2 separate regions of the Homo sapiens genome follow, and region 1 is linked to region 2. The links are chromatin loops, found by intact Hi-C in ENCODE. Cell type or tissue: heart right ventricle. All regions are shown on one strand. Links, peaks and the distances in the headings refer to the core of each region. The heading gives the core; the rest is flanking DNA.

The links. Hi-C counts contacts between places; a loop is a spot of excess contacts. Peaks named below come from ENCODE experiments on the same cell type or tissue, not always from the same donor. Only the 100,000 strongest peaks of a DNase experiment are listed, where the experiment ranks them.
Region 1: it touches region 2 in a loop (3-fold over the local background); 2 of 110 quality-filtered maps call a loop at or near these places.

What each region holds. Positions count from the first base shown.
Region 1 is chr1:14,519,456-14,525,576 of GRCh38, reverse strand. It overlaps a transcript of KAZN not described here. Among named protein-coding and RNA genes, the nearest start is that of KAZN, 76 kb to the left of the region's middle. RefSeq lists enhancers at 2,463-2,552, 5,037-5,096, 5,397-5,506. In heart right ventricle, for the core only: no CTCF peak of the experiment used is centred there; a DNase peak (open chromatin) is centred at 2,532; H3K27ac peaks cover 1,305 bases; H3K27me3 peaks cover 411 bases.
Region 2 is chr1:14,241,283-14,247,403 of GRCh38, reverse strand. It overlaps LOC107985467 (a long non-coding RNA gene), which reads right to left. Exons shown (of 3, transcript XR_001737611.2): 3 at 1-6,121. It also overlaps a transcript of KAZN not described here. Among named protein-coding and RNA genes, the nearest start is that of KAZN-AS1, 180 kb to the left of the region's middle. In heart right ventricle, for the core only: no CTCF peak of the experiment used is centred there; no DNase peak of the experiment used is centred there.

The DNA of each region.
Region 1 (6,121 bases), core at 576-5,575, 280 kb before region 2:
CATTTTTAAATTGTTGAAAAAATCAAAAGGATCATAATATTGTTTGACATGCAAATGTTATATGAAATTCAAATTTCAGTGTGCATAAATAAAGTTTTATCGGAACACAAGCATGCTCATTTGTTTATGTGTTGTCTAAGTCTGCTTTTACTCTGCAACGGCCAGCTGAGTAGTTGCAACAGACACCTCATGGTTCAAAAGCCTCACACAGTAACTGGCCCTTTACAGAAAAAAGTTGGTAATTTATGTTCTACATGATAAAAAAGAAATTAATGCACAAACTACCTATTAGAGCACAGTTTGCATAATTGGCAAGCTAATTCTGTATGGCTGGCAAGCTAAGAATAGCTTGCTTACATTTGCACATTTGTACAATATGTACATTTACACTCTATTCTGTTACATACACATACATGCATGCATGCACATATTCAAACACACGTCCATACATATACATGGGACAACCCTGATACATATGTCCATGTGTCATCTGCTCTGAACCTGAGTGTCCTTCCTGGGTGAGCTGCTATCCAAAATCCATGCTGTCTTGCTGGCATCCTGCCCCACATGGGGTTTGGAGTAGATCACTGGTGTTAAATACATCTAGCCAAGGTGCAAATGTCTGGCTCTCTCCAGACCTTGCTGGGTCTCCAAAGAAATATATGAATATTTTGGCTTTTTCTTTATGGTAGATGATTTCTGTTTTCCTTATGGGCTTCCTTTGCTGGTGTTTTAAAGAACCTGTTCTCATCACGAAATCAGGCACAGGAACTATTTATCATACATATGAGAATCAACATGAATAAAACACCCCTTAGGTACTGTTCACATTTCTTTCAGCTTCTCACTCTTGAGCTGCTATTAAACTTTAATATACATGAAGTTTGCTGGGTTTTATGGAGTCGAACGGTGAAAGCACAGTCGTGGCAGACTGACATGCCTGGGGGGTTAAATTCATCCAGGTTGGCCATTAGATAATGAGCAAGTACCTTAATCACCATAAAATAGTGTTTAAAATATTGTTTATTTTTAAAAAATCAATTAGCGTCAAAGACCCTCAGAGTCAAAGAGAGCCTGGTGATAAATTGGTCTAATCTTTTGTTTTTAGAAATGAGACGGGGGAGTGGGCTTTCTCAAGGGCACAGGCTCCTTTGTGGAAAAGCTGGGTCTAGAATGTGGGTCATTGGCTCCAGACCCCTGACCCTGCCTCCATGCTTCCAGGATGTCACACAAACGCACACAAGTGACACACCTTCGTTGGGTGCGGTGGCTCATGCCTATAATCTCAGCACTTCGGGAGGCTGAGGCGAGTGGACCACTTGAGGTCAGGAGTTTGAGACCAGCCTGGCCAGCATGGTGAAACCCCGTCTCTACTAAAAATACAAAAATTACCCAGGCGTGGTGGTGCATGCCTGTAATCCCAGCTACTCGGGAGGCTGAAGCAGGAGAATCGCTTGAATCTGGGAGGCAGAGGTTGCAGTGAGCCGAGCTCACACCACTGTACTCCAGCCCAGGTGACAGAACAAGACTCTGTCTCATAAAAACAAAACAAAACAAAACAAAACAAAACAAAACAAAACAAAACGAGTGACACGCCTTTAAGCCACGTGGATATACGCTTTCAAAACAACACCTCGCTCTCCCTTAGCTATTCAATTTGACTGACATATGTGGCATTTTTATTCCATCTCATGTGTCTCTGCCATGTCTGTAAGCCCCCTTGAGCCCCTTCCTCAACATCATGGTCTCTGAGCCTTCCTGTGGCCACCAGCACATTCTGTGCAGCCCCAGGACCACATGGGAGGCTCATGGCCATTAGCTTCATGTACCATCGGATCAACCAGACCATGCTTCTTCCTGCTGTCACCTGCGTGGGAACACTGAAGAGGAAGTAAGGGATTCAGAAGGCAGCTGGAATGTACAAAGAAATATTGGCTTGGGAATGGAACTAGGAGAGAAAGTGAAGGAAGTGCTGGGATTCACTAGAGGGCTGCTGGTGATGGAGCAGCAAAAAAGCTGGGGAAGTGTCCCTCGTGGTAATTATTCATGACTTTGTGACATTTGCAGGGATGGGACACATTTGTATCTATTTGGGCATTGCTTTTCTTTATTTCCGCCCTTTCCATGTCTCTGGTAGGCCACAAGCTCCGAGCTGGGAGGCTCCAGGCAGGGTGGAGAGTTGGAGCTGCCCACTGGACAGCTCCCTTTCTGGCCTTGGTTTGCCAAAGCTTACAATCACAGAGGTGGATGGGTTTGGTGGAGAGGGAGCAACTCTGGGAGGGACATGAAGAGCGAGAGAATCTTTGAAGAAAAGTTTATTGCCCTGGACTGGGAGCCAAAAAGTATTCTGACAGCTAGGGGAGGCAGCACCCTGCTCTCTGGCCAGGCTCAGGGGGTTGGTGAGGATGCCAGTGGGGAAGGGTGAGGTGCCTCCCAGCCTCACCAAGATCCTGAAGCCTCCATGCCTGGTGTGGAAGCCGCAGCCTCAACCTGGAGGGACCAGTAGACTAGGACGATGAGTGTCTCCATGGCAACCAGTGTGGCCTAGTGACTCATAGCTCGTACATGCTGGGGAGTTGGGGGAATTACAGGCGGACAGGGAGCCCTCCCAGCACCTTGGTGCTAGAGAAAGACCCTCTGGGTGGGAACAGGGGCACCCAGAGAATCAATGAGGTGGAATTTCCTGCCTACCTGTTGGCATGGAGTAGTCACGATTGAAATTAAGCTGCTTGGAAGAAAATACAAAGATCTGATACTTGTCCCACGCCTGAGTTTATGACCTGTGATTCATTCATTCCTTCTACATCTGAAACACACACAAAAGATCTATATTTTCTCCGATGAGTTATACAACACATGTTAAGTATCCCGGTAATTGCAGATGCATTATCTATTGTGTTGCTGTAGGTACTGTCTGTATTCTACTGCTGGTGCCAGAGGATGGGCAGTCCACGTCAACACCCATTTGCATTTGTTCTTTTCTCGGGCTTTTTATTAAAGTCAGGCTTTAAAACAACACCCAGAATCATTGCATAATCCAAGAGACCAAATTGTACACATCACAGATGATGACGTGATTTGCAGGAAACCTTTTGGAAGAGCTGGCTCCTTGATAACTGTAATTGTTAGGCTCAGGATCAAATTAGGAGAGCAGAGGCAGCTGCACCAAGAAGCTGTATCTGTTCAAATCTCCCAAGCAAGCCTAGCTGTCACCATAAAGAGCAAACTTTTGCAGGCAACAAGACAAATCACATGTAGGTCTCAGAGGGTTTCTTCCTCTGAAGATGGGAGGCAGAACATATTTCTCTTTAAGTTAGGTCAGTTACAGGCATCTCACTGGGGAGAACGAAGACATTATACAGCCGTGCCTATGCCAGGAGAGAGAAGCAGAAAATTATATCTTACTTAATCAAGTTGATCTGGGAGCAGAAAAGCTCATTGGCAAAAGGCAGGGGACTTCTATGCAAGCAGGAGTGTGAGTGGCTTTCCTTTTTCTAATGTGTCTATGAAATTTGGTGGAGAGGGCCTGTGTAAAAGATTAGGAATAACAGAGCTCAATGTACATTCCCTAACACACATTTGGATGTATATTAGTAATCTCAAAAGTTCACATTCTTTCAAATTTAGCCACAGTACTCACTGAAATGTGCTGATGTCTCCGAAAATGAATTTTTTCCTATGGTGCACTTTTATCCACTTAAAAAATGTGATTTTTTGGTGTACATTTGCCAAAAATAATCAGTTCTGACCCAAACCATGATGTGGTAACTTGACCCCTAACTCAAGGTCGACTCAAGCTTAATCCTCAGTAACCACACTTCCTCCCTTTCCCCAGTTTTCAAAGAAAAGAGACGATTCTAAAACAGGATGAGGGCAACCCAAGGGCCCAGGCTGGTCTTTTACGGACTGTAGGCGGTTCTCAGTTCGCAGGTCTCAGTTCAAAGCCAGTTGCTTTGCTGGTTTCTTCCTTGAGTTGTTTCATGGCATCGGCCATGGTTCATGATTTCATGCAAAAGGTTCAATTAAAGATAGGCCAGAGCTTCAAAAAGCAAGGGCTTTTTCAATTTCTCAGCATTACAGGGTTCACATTTCACAGAAAGGCCTGGCCTGATTTAATCCTGAGTTCATAAAGCCGAAATTTACCTTTTTCTGTTTTTATCAGAAATTTTCACTTTGGCTCTGGAAGGTGGACACACATGAGCCATTTGGACAGCAGACCCAATTCTGAAGGGTTGGAGGGGCATAAATGCAGTGAGGGCGACATTTCTGTTTAAATATCACATTGGGCACACTGAGTGAAAAGAGATTTGGCTCAAGTGGTTATGGTGCCTCTTTAAATGTCAGAGTCCCTGCTGACTGGCGTTTTGGGGGCATCATCAGACCCCTGCCCCCAAGCCTGATCTTTATTTGCATTTCTCCTTACGTTGGCTGCACCCCTCCCTCAGCATCTGCCTGTAACACCCTGTGGCACATAGGACATCCATTACTCATAAGCTCATCTGGATTTTGTCTATTGGCTCTTCCAAGAGTGGGGAGTACTCGGATGGTTACTTTCTCTTCCTTTTCCCTCTGGATCATGCCACTGCATGCCTCTCCCTGCTCTGGCCTCTCATGGGCCTTCTTCCCAATAGAACAATGCCTTAGGGGAACCTGCCCTGCCCAGGGAATGGAGCTGGATGGATGAACAGTTTGCTGCAGGTGCTGGGATTATTCTGCTCCTTTGGTTCAGCTCTTTCATTTTTTAGTTGAGTCCGGTGAATCAGATGTTAAAACAAAACCATCTTTGGTTTAGTGCAAAAGAATTAAGGTTTGGGGGGAGTTTGGGAGGATGATCACAGGCTATTAATGGTTCAGTTCAGTTTCAGTCTCTGCCCAAACAGATACCAGGGAAATTCCCAGAGGTGGCTGCTTCCAGAGGCGAACCTTAGCAAAGCTGTGCTGAGCTCTTGCCTGGGCTCCTCAGAGCCTCTGCCCCCATCACCTAGTTATGCTCTTGCTTGGGCAGGAAGTCAGAGGAGCTCTCTTGGTTGTCCCATGAGCCACTGCTTTTTATGGAGATGGGCATTGGATTAGTGTGTGTGTTTTCATCTGCTATCTCCCCTCTTCCTGCTTTCTAGGTGCCTGGCATGCACAATTGTCCCCCAGGCTCCTGCAGCTTCAGTGCCTGTTTCTCTCTCATTCACATGGTGACCCCAACCCCTGTTCCTGCTTGCTACGTCTATCATGGCACCCCATGCCCACCCTTCTCGGGAGGTCTGTCTCCTCCATTGGGCTGTGGCCACCGGAGGAGAGAAATCCTGTGGCCATGTGTGGTCATTTCAGTTTCTTTGTTTCCAGCTTGGCCACACCCAATGGATCATAGGGTTGTATAAATGAAATGTCTGTGATTATGAACAAGTGCCAGGACTGGACACCACTGGGCCTTGTGTCATCCATGAGCCATACTGGCCTCATTTCCTGAAGATCTCTCTCTCCATCTTGACTTTTGTCTACAGGCTGTATATGTGACTGCTATGTGCTCCTTGGCCCCAATTATAAGGCGTCTTCTTGCCACCACCTATGGCACGATCTGTGCAATGGCAGGAAACACATGTGTGACAGATGCCTGGGCTCGTGGGAAGCATCCACAGCTCCCACACCATCATGGGGCCCTCTGGGTGCCTGAGGACACTCTATGTTCTGACTTCATGCTTGGCACAGGGAACCCTGTGAGGCCAACCCAGGCCTATCCACTTCTAGCTCAGACATTTCTCCTGCTGCTGGGTCATGCCAGACACATGGGACTCTGGGGATCCTCCTGCATCTCTCAGGTCATCCATGGGCTGGAATCCCCCAAAGTCTCTTGGGGTAATGCAGGGTCCAGGGTGCTCTGGCATCCACATTTTCTCTGTTTTCCCTCTTACTCTCTTTTCTTCCCTCCAGATGGGAGGATATTCACCACTTATGCTTTCATATCTCTCTCGTGCCCTGGCCTAGGCTTTAGAAACTCAAAAGTGGACTTTCTTTCTCCCAGGTCAGCTCTCTCCAAAGGCAATCTGTGCCACTGGGGGTAAGAAAAACTGGGAGAGGGGAAGAGCCTCAACTGAGGGAGGATACCCACGAGGGTAGTATCTGCCGCTCA
Region 2 (6,121 bases), core at 437-5,436:
CATTCTAACACCGATCTTATCCACAAGCCCAAAGAGGAGAGCATTTGGTTTTTTAATAGTGTAACCATCTCTTCTGGCACATTGTCCCCCAGATAGCTTGTTTTTCTGACCTTAAAATTACCTTGATTTTTAACTGAAGTTCTATTCACTTCTAGCCTAATGAAAGAAAGTTAGTTTGCCTTCCTAGTATTCTAGGAAGAGTAAAACAAATATTTTAAAAATCCGTATTTTTAAAAATGTAACCACTTCTTCTAAGACCTTGCCTTTTTTTATAATAAGAAATGTTCCTTATCTACTCCCATACAATCTAGTGTTCATATACACTAGATTAGGAAAGTAATTAAAAGTCAGACAATAACGTGCCTTGGCAAGGATGTGAACAAAATTGGAAGCTTCATATAGTACCGAACAAACTATAGACTGGTAAAAACCACTTTGGAAAATAATTCGGCATGAGCTGGGTTATTTTAAGATATGCATTTCTGGAGACTCAGAAATCACACTTCTAGAGACATTTTTACAAAGCTGCACTGGGAGAGATGACCCACAGCTAGGCTTCCATCTGAAGGAAGCTCACACACATAATATTGTTTGAAAAAAAAGCAGGTCATGGACAAATACATAAAGTGCGATTTTATTTTCATAAAGCTCGAAACATTGCACAACTAAAACTAGGCTGTTTATGAAGATTTACAGTTTAGGCAAAACTATAAAGAACAGTAAGGGAATCATCACCATCGAGTAATTAGTTTGGCTGGGGGGAAAAGAGAATGCAATCGGGGTGTTGGAAATGTTCCATTCTTTGAGCTGGGTCAGGAGTACACGGTGTTTATTTTTTGTATCTTTCATAAGTGTGTTATATATTTTTATATGCATATAATATTTCATAGCTTCCCAAAACAAAAAATAAAAAGATTATATGAAAAAATCCTTACAATTTTGCAACATTTATGGTAATATGTTTTTAATAAAGTGTTCTTAAATACTAATAAAAGGCTAATAGCCCAAATAAAATATGGGTAAAGCTATGAAATGGCAATAAATAACAACAAAAAATACTATATATTTTTTAATTAAGTTCTGGGGTACATGCTCAGGATGTGCAGGTTTGCCACATAGGTAAATGTGTGCCATGGTGGTCCGCTGCACCCATCAACCTATCACCCAGGTATTAAGCCCGGCATGCATTAGCTATTTTTCCTGATGCTCCTCCCATCCCCAACATCTCCCCCAACAGGACCCAGTGTATGTTGTTCCCCTCCCTGTGTCCATATGTTCTCATTGTTCAGCTCTCACTTATAAGTAAGAACATGTGGTGTTTGGTTCCTGCATTACTTTGCTTAGGATAATGGCTTCCAGCTTTATCCATGCCCCTGCAAAGAATATGATCCTGTTCCTTTTTATGGCTACATTAATACTCCATGGTGCATATGTACCACATTTTTAAAATTCAGTCTATCATTGATGGGCATTTGGGTTGATTCCATATCTTTGCTATTGTGAATAGTGCTGCCATGAACATATGCATGCATGTATCTTTATAATAAAATGATTTCTATTCCTTTGGGTATATACCCAGCAATGAGATTGCTGGGTCAAATGGAAGAAATACCATATTTTTTAATCTATCAACTTAGCAATGAATAAAAACAGTGATGATACTTAAAATGAGATAAGGAAACAGGAACACAGCTGGTGGGGATGTGCTTGGTACACATTTTCTCCCAGGCAATTTGGCATTATGCATCAAAATCCTTCAGCCCCTTATAGACTGTGACCTAACAATTCTATTTCTAGGAATCTATCTCAAAGATGTACTTGGACAAGCAAGTCCTCAGGGATATATGTTCAAAAATGTTCACTGCAGGATTTTTTTTATCACGGTGAAAAATGTGAAACTGCCGAAGTGTTTAATTCAGGACCAGCTAAATTATGGTACATCCATGCAAGGGAATAATACGAGCACACTAAAATTATGATATAGCTCCCCATTTATTGATATGGAAAGATGCAGCTGACATATTGTCAAGTCAGAGGAGCAGTACTCAAGCAGAATACATGGACACAAATTCACTCTTTTGTGTAAGTATGTATGTGTGTGTGTACACACACTACCAACCTGATGCCTGCCTGTGCCCTCTCCTGCCTGGGGAAAAGCCAGAGCCTCCTACATGTTTTCCTGAGGCCGAGGTGGGAGGATGACTTGAGGTCCGGAGTTCAAGACCAGCCTGGCCAACACGGTGAAACCCCAACTCTAGTAAAAAAATATACAAAAATCAGCCAGGCGTGGTGGTGGGCACTGGTAATCTCAGCTACTCGGGAGGCTGAGGCAGGAGAATTACTTGAAGCTGGGAGGTGGAGGCAGTAGTGAGCCGAGATCTCGCCACTGCACTCCAGCCTGGGTGACAGAGCAAGACTCCATCTCCAAAAAACAAAAAACAAGACAAAATCCCAGAAAAACTAAAATACAAGCTGGATCATGCCTCTCTTCTGCTCAGAATACTACAATTGCCTCAACTCGCTCCGAATAAAAGCATCAGTCTGCACTGATTAACAAGGCCCTACACAATCTGCACACGCTTTCTCTGTCAACACCCCCTACCCACCTGCTCACCCTGACCAACTACTCTAGCTTTCCTGTTCACCATCAATTCTCACCTCCTCACCCCACATGCCCCTGCCTCAGGGCCTTTGTACTTGCTGTTCTCTCTGCCTGGAATGTTCTTCCTCCCCCAAGATCCCCAAAACCACCTTCCTTAACCACTCCACACCAGCACTCCCTACCTCCCCCAGCTTTCATTTCCCCCAAGCACTTATCACCCTCTATGTAGTCCGTAGGATGCATTGTCTATCGTGTCCCAATAGAACCTCAGCTCCTTGAGGCCAGAGGGTTTTGCTCCCTGCTGTTTCCCTAGAACCTAGCATAGAGCTTGGAAAACATCACTCAAATGAATAAATTACTGAACAAATGAACCAATGAAGAAGATGATTCCAAACAGGGAAATGTGTAATAAATTAAGTGAACATAATAGTGGGTTAGAGAGTTCGTATGAGCCAGGCAGGCAGGTTACTTCTTCTGTAGAGAAAGTAGCCAGAGGTGGCTTCTCTGAAAGGTGGCATTTGAGCAATATCTCAATGAGAAGGAGCAGCCTTGCACTCAAGGACTCAGAGCAAAAATGATCCAAGTGGAGGGAACAGGAAACACAGGTGTCCCAAGGCAGAGAGTATCCAAAAGTTTTCAAGGAACTGAAAAGAGGGTATATCTCAAGAGTTTTTTGTTTGTTTGTTTGTTTTAACAGAAGCCACATGGCGGGTGATGTTTAATGATAATTTTTCTCTGTTTAATTGTTGTTTCTATTACTTTATCTATGAAGATAGATTGAGTGTGCAAAATTGGGACGCTCAACTCTGCATGTCTCTCTTGGACTGAGTCCAGGGTCAGAAATCCTGGTTTTCCTTGGCTCCCCCAGGGTAGCTCTGTGGTTTGTGATGATGGGTAAACTACGCTGGCCCTCTGTAAGATGCGGACATTAGGGCTCTGTATCCCATCTAGTCTGAAACACGCATAATTACATGTTTTCCCCATTCTCTGCAGAGTGAGATTAGACACTCCTTTCCCCTCTGGTTCCAGTGCAGACCCCCATCTTAAATTTACATACAGATAAATAAGGCTGCCCCTAGCAACAGCTTGCAAACTGTTTCATAGAGCAGGCAAATTCTTTTATTATTTATTTGTTTGGATGTTTTTATTGTGGTAAGAACACTTAACATGAGATCGGTCATCTTAACAAATACACAGTACGGTATTGTTAGCCATATGCAAATTCTTAACATAGTCTTGACTGTTTCCTGCTCACCTACCTTCACCCAGATACTCATGTGAAGGAAGAGAGGAGCTATTTTGAAGAGCTACGTTAAACCAAAACCGACCATCGCCACGTTTATGTTCTAAATGAAGTGGCATTATTTATATGTCGATGTTACAATAGATCACTCTGCTCTTCTTCCCTCCTCCTCCACCTCCCAGAGACTGGTGGAGAAAAGATAAAGGAAAATTTACCTTCCGCCTGCAGAAAAGGGTAGGGCCCGACTAGAAACCTGCTAGTCATCAGAGAGCCTGATTCTTCAGGTATATGCAGGTGGCTCTGACAGGAGAGAGGTCGAATTTGCTCTCAAAGAAAAGAGAAAGATGCTGGGTTTCTGGAGAGAGCCCAAGAGAAGGAATAATGGCGAACAAAACTGAAAACAGAGAAACACAGTATGTGTGTGTGTAGTGGCATGGTGGAGGGGCAAGGAGGGACGTTTCTTGAGTGATGTGGTGGGTGGCCCATGGGAGATGTGATTGAAGGGCTTTTAACTGTCTGATGTCCCATTTGGGGTTCGTGGTCACATGCTGCTCTCACTTAATCTTCATTTTCATTCGAAATCATCAGAGAAGACTGATGCATACAAACGTATCCTTGTATGACCTGTTCTTACGTTTTGTTTCACTTATTCATTTCTGTGGCTGGTTTTTGTTGTATTCGTTTTGAGAGATCAAGGACAAGGGCCGGGATTCTACACTGGGCAGCTCTGATATAGAAGAGTTTGTAATGATGGTGAATTGCCAAAGGACACTGATTCTGGGAAACAGAGCTTTCTGAGACAGCAGGGGCTGGGGAAAATGTGGACTAGCAACAGGTCAAAGTTCAAGTTAGCTTTGTGCCTCCTTTGTCAGATGGTTGCATTAGACACAAGTCTATGGGCTGATAGCTCATTTTCATTCTTAGCAAAGCCATCTCCTGCAATAGTATGCTTTATTCTCTAGTCTTTCTTTCCCTTATCCCCCCACCCAAATATAAGGCCAGGGACTTTGTCTGTTTTGTTTACTGCCTGAGTCCTAGCTGGTACAGAGTGGATATTCCATATATATTTGTTGTTCAAATACATATGTAATTTTTTTCAGTGTTTTTCTTTCTCTTTCACCTTAAGAAGTGGTGAGCACATTTGCTGGAAGGTCTGTCATTCTCATAGACATCATTTTTAACACTGGCTGGGCTTCCCCCCAAGGAAACCTCAGACAACCTCTCTGGGGTCACCCTCTTGCTTCATGTGGTGGATTAAATGTTTTCTGTTCATTATAATCTTTCGCAACCGGTATTTAGGAACCGATGTATTATCTGCTTATCTGTGTAATTCTCCTCTTATTTAGACAGTTTACAGTCTTCAGATTTCTTTCTTTCTCCACTATTTAAAATAAATGTTAAGTATAGCAGTATAACATATCTTCAGAGAGAACCTGAGTCTTTCAGCCAAGGGAAAATGTAGGCTCAGGACACTTTCTGGAGAGCATCTTTAAGATGATACTTCAAGGAGCAACAGGTCAGAAAATAGAACAGGGTCCAATTAGGCAAATGCTTTGTGCAAAAATCTCCCATGGCTTCTGTGAAGCTGCTTTTTGTAAGAATCCAAAATTGTCTTCTGCAAGTAAGGAGGTTTGGCACACTTTGGGGGTGGGGTACGAGGAAAAGGATAGTAGAAAGCAAACATCATACTCTGCTCTCAGAAAGTTGGAATTTTTTTAAGAGACAGATATTATGAAAATCAACTTCTTTTATTTTCTGACACACGTCAGCAATTCAAAGTTTCTTTCAGAGGCCAGTTGAGTCCTCTTCAATACAGCATATCTCCTCCTGACTATGGTCTTGCTCAAGTACCTCTTTGAGCCTCTCTCTCCTCATCTGTGAAATGGGAAGGATGGCAATGTGCATTACCCACCAAGGACAGGAAGGAGTCAGTAAGCCAAAACATGGGTAGGGAACAGCACCGTGGCTGGCTCACAGTAGGTGTGCCAGAAATAGTGAAGAAATGAATGCTAAGTCCTTTCATTAACAACTATTGTTATTATATGTCTGTTTCTGGCTTCCAAATGAAATGTGCATTTAAGATTTGTCTCCAGTGTCTTAATCCAAAAGAGACAATATGAGCTATTCAGGGCCAGTAGGAGAGAGAGAGAGGAGACTCTTTTGTCTGGTGAAGGAAGAGGAGGAGAGTCAGACCTTCCAGTGCCCTGATGTCAATGAATGGGGCAGCCACCTAATTGCTATTGACTTTCACACCTTCAGTGGAGGCCAGAGCCTGG